Linked DNA regions of Homo sapiens: region 2 is linked to region 1. A link is an interaction called in ENCODE POLR2A ChIA-PET data of the cell type or tissue named here. Cell type or tissue: Panc1. All regions are shown on one strand. Each heading gives the region's core, and the rest is flanking DNA. Links, peaks and the distances in the headings are about the cores only.

The links. ChIA-PET counts read pairs that join two places held together with the same protein. Peaks named below come from ENCODE experiments on the same cell type or tissue, not always from the same donor. Only the 100,000 strongest peaks of a DNase experiment are listed, where the experiment ranks them.
Region 2: POLR2A ChIA-PET joins it to region 1 with 17 read pairs; 6 of 35 experiments call an interaction of 5 or more read pairs at or near these places.

The regions. Positions count from the first base shown.
Region 1 is chr5:73,317,773-73,326,112 of GRCh38, reverse strand. No RefSeq gene overlaps it. Among named protein-coding and RNA genes, the nearest start is that of LINC02230, 16 kb to the left of the region's middle. RefSeq lists enhancers at 3,618-4,225, 3,506-4,705. In Panc1, for the core only: no CTCF peak of the experiment used is centred there; a DNase peak (open chromatin) is centred at 4,142.
Region 2 is chr5:73,370,807-73,379,146 of GRCh38, reverse strand. No RefSeq gene overlaps it. Among named protein-coding and RNA genes, the nearest start is that of LINC02230, 37 kb to the right of the region's middle. RefSeq lists an enhancer at 7,820-8,340. In Panc1, for the core only: no CTCF peak of the experiment used is centred there; DNase peaks (open chromatin) are centred at 4,476 and 7,626; H3K4me3 peaks cover 561 bases; H3K27ac peaks cover 6,667 bases.

The DNA.
Region 1 (8,340 bases), core at 98-8,097:
ATTAGGACACAAAGAGACAGCAGGGGTACACGTGCACAGAAGGATGACGACCCTGTGGAGAGGCAGCAAGAGGGTGGCCATCTGGAAACCAAGAAGAGAGGCCTGGAACAGGTTTTTCTCACAGCCCTCTGAGGAAACCAACCCTGCCAACACTTTGATCTTGGACTTTCAGCCTCCTGAAATGTGAGAAAATAAATGTCTGTTGTTTAAGCCACCCAGTGTATGGTATTTTGTCATGGCAGCCCTAGCAAACCAACCATCCCAGAGATAAGGTACCATTAATGCTTCCCAAGTGCATCATTGCCCATCCTTGACCCTCACTTGGGAGGAGGGTTCCCACTGGCTTCAGTAATTGAGAATTTGTGACGCACAGCATAAGCCACCCTTCTGTTTTTAATCATTAGCATCTCACGGCACCAACAAGCTGGAAATGTTAGCACCAAAACATCAGACTTGGGATCAGAAACTCCTAGAAAGTACTCACATGAAGGATATAGTGCTATCTTCTGCAGGAGGCAAAAATGATACTTACGGAAATTGAATCAAAGGTTTGCATATTGATGAGGTGTGGACAACATGCAGATAACTCTTCCCCATCGCCACAATTTGTTTTGTTTTTCCATCACTTAAGCACTATAAGCCCAGTGTCTATGGCTTTTCAAGGGCCTACAAAATGTTTCAGAATGACAAATTAAATGGATTTCAAAATAAGAAAACAAAATGGTCAAAATGAAATAAAAAATAATTTCAAAAACAAAGTTATAAAACGCTTTTCAAAATGTTTTCAACATTTATAGTTAAAATCAGATGCTGGAGCATGTTAATACAATTGACATCATGTGGGTGGTGGTTGTAAAAGTTAGATGGCTTAGGACCTGAGAAGAACTTCAGCTGGTGCTGCTCTCTATTCATCCTCCAGAAACTCACACCAGTGAGTTTAGCAAGGAACAGTGACATGGGGCAGAGTCAGTGCTGCAGAATGGGGGTGGGGGAGAAATGGGGGCTCCCAGTGAAAGCAAATATGCCACAGAGGGAGGGGATTGAGTCCAGCTTAAACCTGGGTGCAAATCTAAATTCTGCTCCTGTGTGACCCTGGGCAACTTGCTTAATCTCTCTGAATTTTGTCACTGGCACAAAAGGGGATAAGAATGCCTACTTCATAGCATTTTCCTGAGGATTAAAGAGAGGAAGAATGTAAGGTGAAGGAGAGGGAGCTCTGTGCCTGGGAAATAGTAAGTGTTCAACAAATACTAGCTATTGTAATCATGGCATTAGGCAGACTCTCACAGGGGAGGGAGAGGAAGGGCTTTTGCTCACTGAGGCTTCTTTTGGAACTTGAGCCACATAGAAAATGTTGAGTGAGTAGATGTTGACTGGATGAGGTCTCCTTCAGGACAGAAAAAACTGTTGAGAAAAACAGCAGTGCAGAGGTTACGGGTACTGCTGGAACAGAATTCCCAAGTTAGGACTGGGAGGCCAGGAGGTGGGGCTGGGACTGGGGGACGCCAAGGACAAAGGATGGTTGGACTCTGGAGAACACCCTGCACCGAAATTACTGTGCACAGCCCAGAGGTGGACTGATGGGTTGCCCATCCTTGTGGGCTCATGCACCTCTCCTGCAGCTCCAGGGCAGGGGGAGCAGAAATTCCCAGGGGGCATCCTAGGAATGCAGGCTGCTTTAGAGTGATAGTTACAGTTTGCAGGTGACTGGGGACAGAGTATCTACTCTGCCAGGAACGGGCAGATACGGGGCAAAATCCCTGAGAGCTGCAGTCTTCTGACACATGCCAGTGTCCAAACCTATGTCCAGGACAAAATGAACACGGCTGTTTCTCTTTTTTAATTTTTAATTTTTGTGGGTACACAGTAGGTGTATATATTTATGGGGTGCATGAGATATTTTGATACAGGCTTGCAATGTGTAATAATCACATCAGGGTAAATGGGGTATCCATCACATCAAGCATTTATTATTTCTTTGTGTTACATACATTCCAATTACACTCTTTTACTTATTTAAAAATGTACAATAAGTTTTTGTTGACTGTAATCACCCTGTTATGCTATCAAATGCTAAATCTTATTCATTCTATGCCACTGTATTTTTGTACCCATTAACCATCTGCCCCTTCCACACCTCCCTACCCCCACCCCACTACCCTTCCCAGCCTCTGGTAACCATCATTCCACTCTCTATCTCCATGAGTTCAATTGTTTTAATGTTTAGCTCCCACAAATGAGTGAGAAAATGCAAAGTTTGTCTTTCCATGCCTGGCTTATTTCACTTAACAAACATAATGTCCTCCAGTTTCTTCCATGTTGCAGATGACAAGATCTTATTCTTTTTATGGCTGAATTGTGTGTATGTACCACATTTTCTTTATCATTCGTCTGTTGTGGACACTTAGGTTGCTTCCAAATCTTGGCTATTGTGCAATAAATATGGGAGTGCAGTGTCTCTTGATAAGCTTGTGGCAAGGGAAGCATCTGCAGGTCCCTTTGGTTTCAGCAGGGGTTGAAAAGTGTTAGAAAGGACAACGTGTTTCATGGAGTAGAAAGAGAAATATAGAGACGGTCTCTGATCAGCAATCATTCTATTAGGGTGGGAATTTTGGAAGCAGGGAGACTTTCTGATCGGTCTTCGAGGATGCTGGGCAGACCTTTGGCAAGTGGGCAAGCGAGCAGTATGGGACATTTCATGTTAGGGGTGGACATTTTTCTGTAGCTGGCCATTTCCTGAAATAAGTAGGGGTTGACAGAGTGCTTTTTCTTTTTCTGTCAAACTGTCATTATGGGGTGCAGGGTGGAGGGGCTGTCACAGCGTCAGTTTGTCAGCAGAGATCTAGACCAGAAGGTCCCCTGGCCAGGGAGCTGGAAGACTAGTGTTCTAGGCTCGGCTAGTCATCAACTGGATAGGTCCCTGGACCTGTTTATTGTCTGTACATTGAAGGTGCAGGACCACCCAAGAATGTCCAAATGCTGACCCTTGGGCCAAATCCAACCTGCAATTGTGTTTTCTTTGGGCTACAAATTATTATTAACATTTTTATTTGCATATCTTTAGGAAGGGTGCGCACTCTCCGACCTACAGTCCCTCTGCTCAATACCAGCCCAGTTCCCGCCTTTAGGGAACCTGCTCTGTCCCTGTAGCCATCTGGGTCTGCAGCCTGGGAACTAGATGACATTAGTGCCTTCCTGGCACTGGCCTTCTGTGGTCCCGCCATTCTCAATGGCACTGTCTCACTTTCCATGCCTTCCTCAGTCACTGCACACTGCCCTACACAAATATTTGACAGGCCAGCCTCTTGAGTCAATTATTCCTTTCAGAAAACTGGAGAGAGAAATGATATAATTAACCACCTGAGAGAAAATGAACAGAGCGAGAAGCTATAAATACCAAGACCCACAATGAAGGGCGGAACCCCGGGGCCCCACTTGACCTTACCCAGCTGAGATGGTCTGACACCTTCCTGGGTGTAGGAGACCCGTGGGGCCAAGCTTGGCTGGGACTTACAGCCATGGCTTTCACACAGCAGGGTGAGAAGCAGCCCCCGAGACCCCAGGCTGAGCAGGCCAGGAAGCAACACCCCACACCCCTCTCCCCCATGTAGCCAGGATCAGAATCAACACCCTTGAAGGGTAAATCCTTTCCTCATGCACTTGTGCCCAGGAAGCAGATGTTCTGTCCCTACTCTGGGGTCTGGGCACTGTTGTGTAGTTGGATCCTTCCACCCTATCCTCAAACCACAGACCAGATAAATCGAATTGAACCGACTTCAAAGCAAACACTGAGCGGAGCCATCTGGGATTCATTCCTGAACCGGCCCTTTTCTAGTTATGTAACCACAGAGATGCAGACAGAAAGACACAGATTGGGAGAACTGGTTTTTGTTGTTGTTGTTGTTGTTAAACCTCCAAATCTTTGCAGTATTGGGATAATTATGGCTTTCATAGCATTGATTACTTTAAGCTGTCAGTAATTTGAATCCTTTTCAGAGTCAGTGACCAACATTTTGCAATTGAATTCTATCTTCCTGCTTCCATTCTGAGTAAAGGAAATAGAATGCTGAGCTCATAGGGCCTTCTTCAGAATGCCACATGCTGGGCACTTTGTGGTCACACCTAGAATGCTACAATGGACACATCTCCTAGGCATCCTCCTGGGTTCATTACACACTTCCTTCCCACGCCATAGTCTCATTCTGGAATGTTCATTAATCTCCTACCTGAAAGAGCAAGAAGAAATATGAAATTTTAGATAGGCCAGGGCTTTTGATGTGAATCATTCATGAATCACCCAAAACATTGTGGTTCATGGATAAAAGGCAAAGGCAAATACTGGATACTTTAAGAAGCTATACTGCCTACATCTATGCAATTTTTAAACATTTTATTTTCTGATTTAAAAGTAATACCTCTCCAATGTGAAAATTCTAAAAATTCTGAGGACTATGGAGAAGAAAATAATTGTTCCAAATCGTTGCTGGGGAGGATTATTCAAACAATAATTGATGCTAATATTTTAGCACATTTTTCCCCAGTTTTCGATTCATGCATATTTACATTTCTAGAACTAAGGCTATATTGCGTTTATAATTGTGTCCTATATTTTTACTGAAACATTTTCCACATAGTAAAAAACTTTATAACCTTAGTTTTCAGTAGCTACATAATTTCAAATAAAATAAATGTACCTTTTTTTTTTTTTTTTTTTTTTTTAGACAGCGTCTTACTCTGTCACCAGGCTGGAGTGCAGTGGCGTGATCTCAGCTCACTGCAACCTCCACCTCACGGTTGAAGTGATTCTTCTGCCTCAGCCTCCTGAGTAGCTGGGACTACAGGCATGCACCACCACGCCTGGCTAATTTTTGTATTTTTGGAACAGACGGGATTTCACCATGTTGGCCATGATGGTTTCGATCCCTTGACCTCATGATCCAACTGCCTTGGCCTCCCAAAGTGCTGGGATTACAGGCATGAGCCACCGTGCTCGGCCCATAACTTTTTTTAAAAACAAATCCCTTATTGTTGGACCAAAGGTTGTGTCTAATGTTTGGCTACTGTAAATGCTGTAGTGAATATCTTTAGCTATAAATTTCTATCTGCATTTCTCATTACTTTCATCAGATCTATTCCTAGAAGTATAATCAACTCTGCATCAAAGATCAAAATTTTTGAATGTTCTTAATACATTTCAGAAGGATTGAACCACCTTTTCACCATTAAGTATCAATGTTTTCTAAAACCTTACTATTTTGATAAATAAAAAATAGAATTTTATATTTGTATTAATTTGCTTTTCTTTAGATACCAGTTAAAATAATTATTTTTCCACATCTTTATTAACAATTTTTAATTTAGCCTATGAACTGAGGTTAAGGCTGATTATGCAAGTTCATGTGCAAAGATGTTCTCATCTCAGGGCAGACCATCTGATGACAAGAGTGGTAAAGGGCCAAGAAGAAGCTTAGCTGAGCTAGGACATCCAGAGGAGGAATAAGTGTGGGGTGATCCCCATTCCTGGTTATATTGGTTATCTTGCTGCATAACAAACTACCATTAAAACTGAATGGTTTCAAATAACAAACATTTATTATCTCACAGTTTCTGTAGGTCAGAAATTCAGGAGCAGTTTAGCTAGTGCTTCTGTCTTGGGGTCTCTTGGAAGGTTTCAGTGAAGATATTGGCTGGGGCTGCAGTCATCTGAAGGCTTGGCTGAGGCTTGGAGGAGCCACTTCTTAGATGACGAACTCACATGGCTGTTGGCAGGAGGCCTCAGTTCCTTACCATCTGGGCCTCTCCACAGAGCAGCTCACAATATGGCTGATGGCTTCTCCCAGAATGAGTGATTAGAGAGATAGATTGCTCTACTTATAGGTTAATAGGTTAATATATCTGTACCTTTTATAATTAAATCTTGAAAGTGACATACCAACACTTCTGCCATATTCTATTGGCCGTACAGAATCAATCTATTATAACATGGAAGGGAAGCATACAACAGTTGTGAAGACCAGCAGGTGAACACCACCAGAGGCCATCTTGAAAGCTGGCTCCCACACTGGCTATGAGTTTTCACTACTTTTTTTTTGAGGAGAAGAGGGAATTATGAGCAGATAGCAGAAACTCTATCACTGCTTACAATATGCTCAAGTTAACCATACATAACACCATTCTCATCATGAGGCTAAAGTCAGCCATTTCTTTTTGTCTCCATAAAACCTGCAATTAAAAGACCATAGCAAAAGATTTTCAGATAGAAATCTGGACTGGGTGTCCAACGCAGTTCAGATCCTGGTGTCTGGTTGGGACTGGTGGTGGTGGCAATAAATTCAAGCAGGCACTACCATGCAGAAGCTGCCTGAGCCCATCAATCCCATGTTCAGGTGCTTCAAGCTCTGTGGTATGAAAGGTCTGGTGGCAAATGTGGAGGGTGTACAGGGAGAAGAAAACTGCTGGACCATGGCTCAGGGGCCCCACAGGTGGGACAGAAACCTTAGGAGAGGTTTGCTTTTTTTTTTAAATAAAAGTGGGTGAGTAAATACAAGAAACCTCAATCCTGGAAGAGGGGCTTGAGGCTAGGAGAGGACAGGAAATAGGGTGTCACAGGTAAGAAATATGTTCTTACTAGAACCTTTGAATCTAAAAATATATGTGTCAGTGGGCATGATCATTAATATGTATGACTATTACCAAAATATGTTGTTGGCACCCATGCTAATTTTAGATGCTGCAGAATTAACCAAATGAGCTCTTCTCTTTTCTCTCCACATCCTCTCCCTTGACATTTTAATCAATCTTGTGACTTCATCTATATTTTTCGTGTGGTTGAATCCTAAATTTGTATTTCCAACCTTGCCATTTTTTCGCTACCACATTTCCAACTTCCTGCATGACATCGCAGCCTGGTTGACTCGTCAGCACTTCAAACTTAGTATGTACAGAACAGAAAGTATCTTCCCTCTGAAAACCGCTCCTTCTCCCATACTCCTTATTTTGATAAAGGCACCATCAGGCATCTAATTTTGAGACTCAAGATGGAGAAAGTAAATCTATTACGTAGATAAAGGGTTTCCTATCACGAGTAATTTAAAAAATTCATGTCTGAGTAGAAGTGGGCAGCCAGCAACAAGCAAGCTGAATAAATGTGTTCATTCAACAAATATTTATTAAGCACCTATTATGTTCCAGAAGGCACAGTTTTAGGCATTGGAGCTTACTGATAAATAAATCAGGCAAGAGTCTCTGGCTTCATGGAGCTTCATTCTAGAGGTGCTAGACCTCTGAGTTTGGCCTAGGAGTAGCAAATTGTACCCTCTTACCAGACCATCAGGTCAAATCAAAAGAGACAGATTGCTCTGCTCTGTCCTACTATGAGCTAAAGGGTGTTCTGCTATTAGCACTGGGTTCTGGAGTATCAGGCAAAAAGTGACATCATAGAGGATGGCAAGAAGTGACAAGAGCCCAAAGAATGTGACTAAGCAAGTGTGGCAGGCTGCATAATGACCCCTGAAAGATGTTCTTGTCCTAATCCCAGAGTTTGTGATTATGTACTCAAACGGGGCTTTGTAGCTGTGATTAAGGATCTTGAGATGATGAGGTGAATTCAATGTAAGCACAAGGCAGAGGAAGGCAAGATTAAACAAAGAAAGATGAGATGGGATGATGAAAGAAGAGGTTGTGGTTATGCACTTTGAAGATGGAGGAAAGGGCCATGAGCCAAGGAATGCTGACAGCTTCTAGAAGCTGAAAAATTCCAGATTCTTCTCTGGAGAATATAGGCCTGCCAACCAAAACCTTGATTTTATTTATTTATTTATTTTTCTTCTTTTTCTTTTATTTTCAGTTGACATGTAATAATTGTGCATATTTACTGAATACAGAGGGATATTTCTATCCATGTATATATACCATGTGTAATGATCAAATCAGAGTAATCAACATGTCTCCTAGCAATAAACACATCTCCTGGTAATAAACGCTTACCATTTCTTTGAAACACCTGCATTTTAGATTCATTTCAGACTTCTGTCCTCCAGAACTATAAAATAAATTTGTGTTGTTTAAGCCACTAAGTTCGTGGTAATTTGTTACAGAAGCAATAGGGTACTACTAGTACAGCAAGCCAGCAGGTTGGCTTGCTACGATTCCATAGGTATCCAAAGTAGATAGTGAGACTCAAGTCAGTTTATTATCCACAACACAGCAAACTGGAGGAACATCAGTAATAGAGGTGATTCCCTATCCCCAAGTTCCACAGGAGACATGATAGGCACAGAGGGCAACCATGCACACAGTGGATTATGCCACAGCTAAGGAATCCAGGGCCAAGAACTCAGC
Region 2 (8,340 bases), core at 42-8,041, 53 kb before region 1:
GCCCCAGAAAGTAATGATTTTAAGGTTAAGATTCTCCTCTTTTATTCATTGTCAGCATAGACCCAAAGCTTGAGGAAAGACAACAGGATTATTTCAGAGTACGAGGCCTCCATATCTGGGCCAATCATAAAAACAAGGTTTTAGTCAAACAGGGTTTCTTAGCAGGGGCTGACTTTGCCTTGCCAATTGTCATTGCTGCTGTTTGTTTTCTTTTGTCCTTTTACCCATCTTGTACAACTGATCACAACTCACACCAATGAGACTCCTCATACAATTTGCTTTTGAGAGACTGCTGTTTGCTTGGTACTGTACTAGCAATAATGAAAGGCATATGGATTTCCTGCTCTTTAGGAGCCTCTAATTCACTTGGGGAGAAAAGACTGAGAAGACTTAGAATAGTAGGAAGGGCCCATATAGTATTGCTGAGAGGATGCAGTGAGGAGGCCGCTGGCTTGTTGGCGGTATGGTTAGAGCATGGGGAAAGGCACAGGTCACAGGAATATTTTCTGGGTCACCCAAGCAAGTGGTCTTCAGGCCACGTGGGAGAGAAAACCAGATGAGGAGCTGGGAAGCCAGCAGCCAGATGGGGCCAGGCTCAGTTTTGTGCTTTCTTCCCGCCCTCTCTGCTCTGTTGGTAGATAGCAGAAAATAACTGAGGGGCAGAGCTGGAACCCATGGTCTGTGTGTGTGCTGAATATATCGTCTGGATCATTCTCTACCAGCAGTAGAGATGAGGTGAGATGAGAGAGGTGAGGTGAGAGAGCTCCATTTCTGGCTACTAACCCCGGGCTACTAGCTTTGCTATTTGCATCAGCATGATTACCTAATGTATCCTCGAGAAAATAAACTAGCTGGTTTATGAGCTAAAGAATCATGTGACTTTTTTCCCCTGCTGGGATCCCCTGCTAGGATCTCAACAGCTGTTTTAGGACAAACACTGCCCAACAAGGCTGCCGCCATCACAGGATGAATATAAAGGACTTCACTGCCTGGGAGTGATTTAAGGAAAGTACTTGAAATGTTGTATGTGATTAGAAAGAATAACCACAGTGAAACACCGGCTGCATTTCTAGTCATTTTTTAGACCATTGTTACCTGGTTGGAGTTTGGAAGCAAATACTTCTTTCTGTTTGAGAAAATGTTTGATCCAGAATTTCCAGCTTCTGATGGTTATTAGCAAGTTCTAGCCTTGACCTCTTACGTTGGGGAGGGCTTCAGATATGGTAAAGATCAGGGATATTAAATTAGAAAAAGCAAAAGGAGCCACTGTATTTTTTAAAGGCAAGTTAAAAATAAATTGTTATGCATGTTTTGATTCCAACAAAATAATTCTTATACATAAATATGATATAACATTATAGTTATTTTCAATTTGTATGTGCTTAATTTTTTCCTCTCTATATTTCTTTCTCCTGAGTATCTAGATGAAATATAAAATCAGAGTCAGAATTTCTTATTTATCATATTATTCGTATAGAATTGTTTTTTCCTTTAAAATGTATAAAATTTTTATTCTATGGAATTCTTTTTAGGCATGAAACTCATTTTAGATTCTAAAAAACCCTTCTAATTTGTTTCTTTAGCTGTGTTAGTTTTTCCCACTTTACTAACTGCTTTTATATATTTATCTATGTTTGGGATTTATGAAAATGTCCCCATCATTTTAATAGTCACCCCTGGGTGCATAGGCAATGGCTTAGAAAACTTTTTAAAATATGCTAATACCACTATAGCAAAACACCATTACATCAACAAAAAACACAAACCCACTGAACACCAGCCCAGAAAAACATTCCCGCAACTATCTGGGGAAAATAAACCAAAAAGAGCTATCTTTCATTATGTCTGAAAGATCAGCTAACCAGGCAGGGCTCTCAGGAGAACAAAAGGAATGATATTTTACAGAGGAGGGGTCCTTATGGAGACCCTCTGCTTTCAGCTCCCCAGACATGCACTAGAGGGTGGAGTATGGAGACTGCTCTCATTTGGAAAGAGACGTTGAAGGAATAAAGCCATGTGGAACCTGTTCTACCTAGAGTTGAAACCCTGGGGCCTCTGGGGTGAATTGACATAATAAGTCCATTTGAGCTAATAACCCCTCTTGTTCCATAAACTGAGGGTGAGATTTTTTTTTTTTTTTTTTTTTGCTGTTATTTGTAAAGGGCTGTAGGAAAGATTGGTGTTTTGCATTGCAACATCACTAAATAGACATGGATTTTGAGTCCCACCTATGCTCACTGAGTTACTATGAGAATTAAATAAAATGACACATGTAAAAGCACTGATTTCATATCTTGGAAGTGGTCTATAAATGACTGTACTGCTATCTGGAGTTTTTCTTGAGTCTGAGTCATCAGAAAGAATTGCCTGGGCTCTCTCCTTGTGTCTTCTGGGGTGCACAGAGCCTTCACTAACTGTGAAGGATCCAAGTGAACACCTGAGTGACCCTGTTAAGGGAAGGGTAGCCTGGTTCAAGGTGTCGGTGGCGGGGAGGGGGTTGGGGCATGTTGCATCCCATCTGATAGTACAGAGGATATGCAAATAAAAACTTGTCACTTGGGAGTGCAACAGGGGTTCTGGCAGAGCCTGAAATTAGAGAAAGTGTAACGGGCAGACAGAAAGGGTAGCGGGGACATGGGTATGTACAGTTGGCTTCTCCCAGACATGTCAAGAGGCAGTATGGAGTGATGGTCATCAGCTGGGGCTCTGAGGCCTGCCTGCCTGGGCTCTTCTTACCATCAATGCTTACTTACCTCTCAGTGCTCAGGGCCCACACCTGCAGGACAGGGAGCATAATAGTACCTGTCACATAGCATTGTAGCAAGGAGCTACAATCTATGCAGAACACTTAGAGCAGGGCTGGATGTGCTGGGTCATTCAGAAAGGCAGCAGAGAACCATGTGAAGCTGCCCGGCTCCAAGTGAGCTGCCTGACTTTGCCTTTGTCACTTACCAACAGTATGACGTTGGAAGTATGACATTGAGAAGTTCCCACACTTCTGTGCCTCAGTTTCTTCATCTGTGAAATGGGGATAATAATAATACCTACTTCCTAGGGTGGTGGTTGTTATGATTAAATGAGTTAACAAATGTGAATGGTTTGGAACAGTGGCATGTAACACAGATCTGCTGTTACCATTGTTGTTTTTATTATTGTTATTGCAAGCAAGCTGCTCCTTCCCTTTCCCTTCAGTTCAATAAATGTAAATTATCCCACAGATACCCTGAAGAAAATGCGCACACATCACCTGAAGATCTTTCTGTAACTCTCTCTGGTACCACTGGTTATGCCTGCATCAACCTTAAGATCCCTCTTTAATGAGCCCCTATGGAAGAGACTCATGTGAGGCCCATTTCGCCTCTCAGGAGGCTATTCCACACCACACCTCACTCTGCCTTTGGATGTAGTTTTCTTTTTTCACTCAAGATTTTCCACCACCTTCAGCTTTTCTACTTGTACCCTTCCTCTTCCTGCTTGTTCTTGAGTGTGGCTGGGGATGCCGGGTCCTCTCGACCCGGGAGGGCATGCACGGATCAGGATAGGACTGCTACTGGCCTAGATGTGTAGGTGGGTAGATGGACAGTGCTTGATTTCTGGTGTCTATAAAATCAGTAGAAAATGAGAAATGGAGCATCAAACAAATTTAAATGCTCTGTTGGTTTTTAATTAATTCAATAATCTCATTCTTCATGCTTCTATAAATCTGGAATGATACCACTGTTATTTTAAGAGATGGAGAGTGAATACTAATGCCTTCCAAAAACATTGCAGGACTCTGCAGTTTCCTTAAAAAAACTCCTTTCCTTTTGGGAGTGAACTTGAATTCACCAAGAGGAGTAGTATCATTGAACAGGTCTCCTTCGTGAGTCTGAGATTTAGACAAGAGTTTGTGATATTCCTTTATGACTGGACGTAGCAGAATGAGTTGGGTATAGCATTTTAGATTGAGTTCTCAATCTCCAGATTGTGGTAGTTTAATTTATCCTCTCCACGTAGTTTTGCTATTGACATTTATTAGCCTGGAGTGTTGCTGCCAACGCAAGTTTTGAGTAGACTGTGGTATAAACAGATTTCCTCTTTACACGTTCTAATCAGTGCAGGACTGTTTTTATTGAAACCGTACCTCAGCTCAAGCTTCTCCACAAGTGTAGGCACATATGTATGGAGTTTAAATTGTATTTATGGTTGGTAAATGTTCTAATTAAGGGGCTGTATGTGTTCAGAGGGGAAAATTAAATCAGTGAACATGGGAGGCCAGGAGGCTCTTCCGTTCTGGTTTGGATTCTGTATGATTTTAGGCTTTGAGAAATCAATGCGGTGAGCTGGTGGGTGACAACCCAGGCAGACATTTGTCTCCTGGCTGATTTACAATGTTATCTACAGATTTTTTTTTTCCTTGATGAGATGACGTTTCATTCCTTATTGCCTGCTTCATCCTGACACATCACAGAGCAATTTCTGACAGGCAACTCTTCTGGATAATGTCCTGGGCCTTACTTTCCATATTAGGATACATGGAATGCTCAAATAAAAAGGAATATAACTGACATGGTGTCCACCACAACAGTCCCATCCTGCTGTCACAACAATGGCAATGAGTAGATTGCCATCCACTAAGCAGTGCCTGGGCTTCTTTGGAACTCACCTCAGGAAAGGTTTCCACATCTTTCTGAGCACTGCTAAAGAATGAAGTCTTGGCCACAGCAGACCAAAGGGTACTGAAGGGTTTCAAAAGTAGCTGCTGCTATGCTATATAGTTAGCTCAAGGAGGATTGTAATTTGCAAAAATGGGCAAAATATGCACTCCAAGGATATGTAGAACACAATCTAGCCAGATCTGCCCAACCACAGTAATTTTGCTGCTTCAGACAAAATGCCTTTTGGGTGTAGGTTTGAGTTGACAGATTACTGAGGGAAATTTTTGTCTTGCCCACACTCCCAGTTTATTCAGGTTGTTTGTTAATACATCGTACAGCCCTCCATGAGGATGGTGTGATGTAGACCTGGCACCCTAAACCGAATAAGCTCTTTGCTGACAGCTGAAAGTAAAGGCATTTGTGGCAATCAGATTGAGGAGGGCCTCAGGTTGCTTCCAGATGTCAAGTTGATTAATGTTGGAGTTGGTGCTGCCAGCAGCCAGGCCATCTGAGTGCACAGATCCCCAGGAAACAAGCCTGGTGGTTGTGGTATCAGTGGGTAGAGACACAAGCACAGATACTGAACAGATGCCAGTCCTTCTGCTTCAGCTTAGTAGAATGCCCAGAAAATCCTCCACGATGCAAACCCCCCAACATAAGACTTTTCAGCCATTTTTCATGTTTTCTAACCAGAGTGTTGTTTCCTTAAATTAACATCAGTAGTTCTACACTCAGAAGTCCAACCCAAGCTGGGCTTGGTGGCTCACGCCTCTAATCCCAGCACTTTGGGAGGCCAAGGTGGACTGATCAGCTGAGGACAGGAGTTTGAGACCAGCCTGGGAAACATGATGAAACCCTGTCTGTACTAAAAATACAAAAATTAGCTGGGTGTGGTGGTGGGCGCCTGTATGTAGTCCCAGGTACTGGGGAGTCTGAGGCAGGAAAATCATTTGAACCTGGGAGGTGGAGTTTGCAGTGGGCGGAGACTGCACCACTGCACTCCAGCCTGGACTACAGAGTAAGACTCCATCTCAAAAAATAAAATAAAATAGAAGTCCAACTCAGGAAGACACCAGTGGGTTAAGCCCAACACAACGTTAGGATCTGCCATTTTGGATTGAGAAGGGCAAAGAAGAGAAGACCAAAAAGAATATGATGATAAAACAGCATGTTTCTATGGTACTTCTGATTTTCCAAAGCATCATCATATTTCTTTTCTTACATTTATCCTATATACCCATGAAGAAAGTTGAGAAAATTGTGTTCATGTAAGTGATCCAGAGTGTGTGGCTTAAAGTACTTTGTGGATGTAAGGAGCCATTGTCATTCCCCATCTCCATAGGGTGCTATGAAATGGATAGTGTATTGAAGGTCATACCACTTAGTTGATGGCAGAGCCAGAAGAAAAACCACAGACTCATCATCCATTGCCCCTGCTTATCCTCTTAGATCAATCTTTCTCAAAGCGTGGGCCCCAGACAAGAAGCATCAGCATCACCCCAGGCCTATGGATCAGTACCTCTAGGGAAGGGGCCCACTGATGTGTTCTAATAAGCCCTCCAGATAATCTAATGCATACTCAAGTTTGAGAACCATTGGTCTAGGCCAATACTTCCCAGTCTGGGTTTCCTGGACCCCAGGACCCTGTGGACATAATGATTAATTCCCCTAAGGCTATTTTCAAAATTTCATAAAACTTAATCATGCTCAACATTACTTTATAAATTATATATTTTATTATGTATGATGGATAAATGAACATTAGGAAAGGAAACTGATTATTAATCAATGCTTTTTCATATTTTTTTACTCATTTATTCATTTATTGGTTATCTAATATGCTCTGAGTTGGATACTGGGAGCTCCAAAGATGGTAAGGTGCCTATCCTCAGGATAATTATAGGCTTGTAAACAGATTATCGCAATATGATATGATAAGTACTGAAAGGCAGATTTAAATAGTACTATGATAGAAAAAAAATCTAAAATACTGTGGTGGGGAGAATCTCCAGACTGTGCCATGTTGCTTCAAGGCTTTGTGGTTGAGCTTGAGCTTGGCTGGTTGAGATGGGGAGAGGAGGGACGGAAGATAACTCTCAGGTGGAAACCTGCTTCTCCCTCTTCTTTCCCCAACCACCCAGCTGAGGACAAGCAGAAACATGAGCCCACTTCTGGGTTCTGGGTTCTCTCCCTTCTTGGACCCTCCTGCCTTTTTCCTAGGCAACACTTCTGAATATGAGAAGCACTAACAAAGGATTTGGAACAGGCTCAGAGAGTCTCTGCATTAGTGAGGAGAACTTTAACAAGACCTTCAACTTACATTTTTACAGACCTCCCTCACCTATAAGTACAATGGGCAATTACTTAAAAGATACTTCTCTGTTTAACCAGGGAGTTGAAACAAAATGAAATGTCTATTTGGAGAATATTTTAGTTTTACTCCAGTACGATTACCTTAAAAAATGCATACGTTTTGTAGTCCCAGCTACTTGGGAGGCTGAGGCAGGAGAATGGCGTGAACCTGGGAGGTGGAGGTTGCAGTGAGCCGAGATTGGGCCACTGTACCCCAACCTGGGTGACAGAGCAAGACTCAGTCTCAAAAAAAAAAAATGCATATGTTTAATTTCAGTTCAGCTATTTTACGGGTCTTTGTCTTTTAGAAAATCTATGGTGATGTGTTTTGCATTTCAGAAAAAAAAATACTTTCTAGGTTAATGTTGCTTTCAGATGCTAGTGAGGTTTGTCTCTGCTTGTTAGGTTATTGCTTGTAGTGCCCAAGTCTATGTGGATGATGGGCCTTCCTCTGTACATTCTTTGAAGTTTACTTTCCATCTTCCTATAATTTCACTTCAGAATGTCTGTGTGCACAGCATATACCCAGCATAACCAAAGGGAAAGGGCAGGGCAGAGATGTGTATATGAGGAAACTTCACATGTAGCAACTGAAACTTATATCGAGAACATTAACAATTGCTTCCTTCTTGGGGGGGTGCTTCTGGTTCTAAATGAGGTGTTAGTGTTTGTAAGGGTGATAACCTTGTCCCATTGAATTATGATGAGAAAACAACCTAGTTGCCTACAGAGCCAAAAGCAAACCTCAGAACTGCTTGACTCATCCGTCAAACAAATTGTATTTTAGGAAATGCAGGACAGAGAAAAATGCACAAAAGAAAAGTAGGTTTATTTATTTGTACAAAAGTAGAATGACAGCCGTTTGAGTGGATCCAAATAGCGTTTAGGGAGAAAAAAAATGTGATTCATTGCCAGCTATTAAATTTTGTTTATCCTTCTTTAAACTAACCAGAAACACACTTTGGAAAAAACGTGAGTTAACATTTTAAGCGCTGAAAGCCTGCTGTGGATGCTGCCTCGGCTCGCCTATCTTCCAAGGGGAAGATGAGGGCTGAAGCAAGCAAACATGGTTTTGAGAGGTCAGGCAAAGAATGAATGTCTAGACCTGCTTCCCAGTCCACCCTCCGGCACTGGGAGAAGTTTTTCGTTTCCTTAAATAAGGTTGCTCACTTCAGGGCAATAGCAAGAAGGTTCATGTTTACAAGGTGGTTTCAGATAAAGTACCTCAAAGGAAACAGAACATTTCTCCAAAGACACAATCACTGACTGAGTGACTGTGTCAGGAAACCCCTTTTCCCTGATAATCAGTGCTTATTATCATACGCATTTGCCAGATCACCAGCGGATGTGA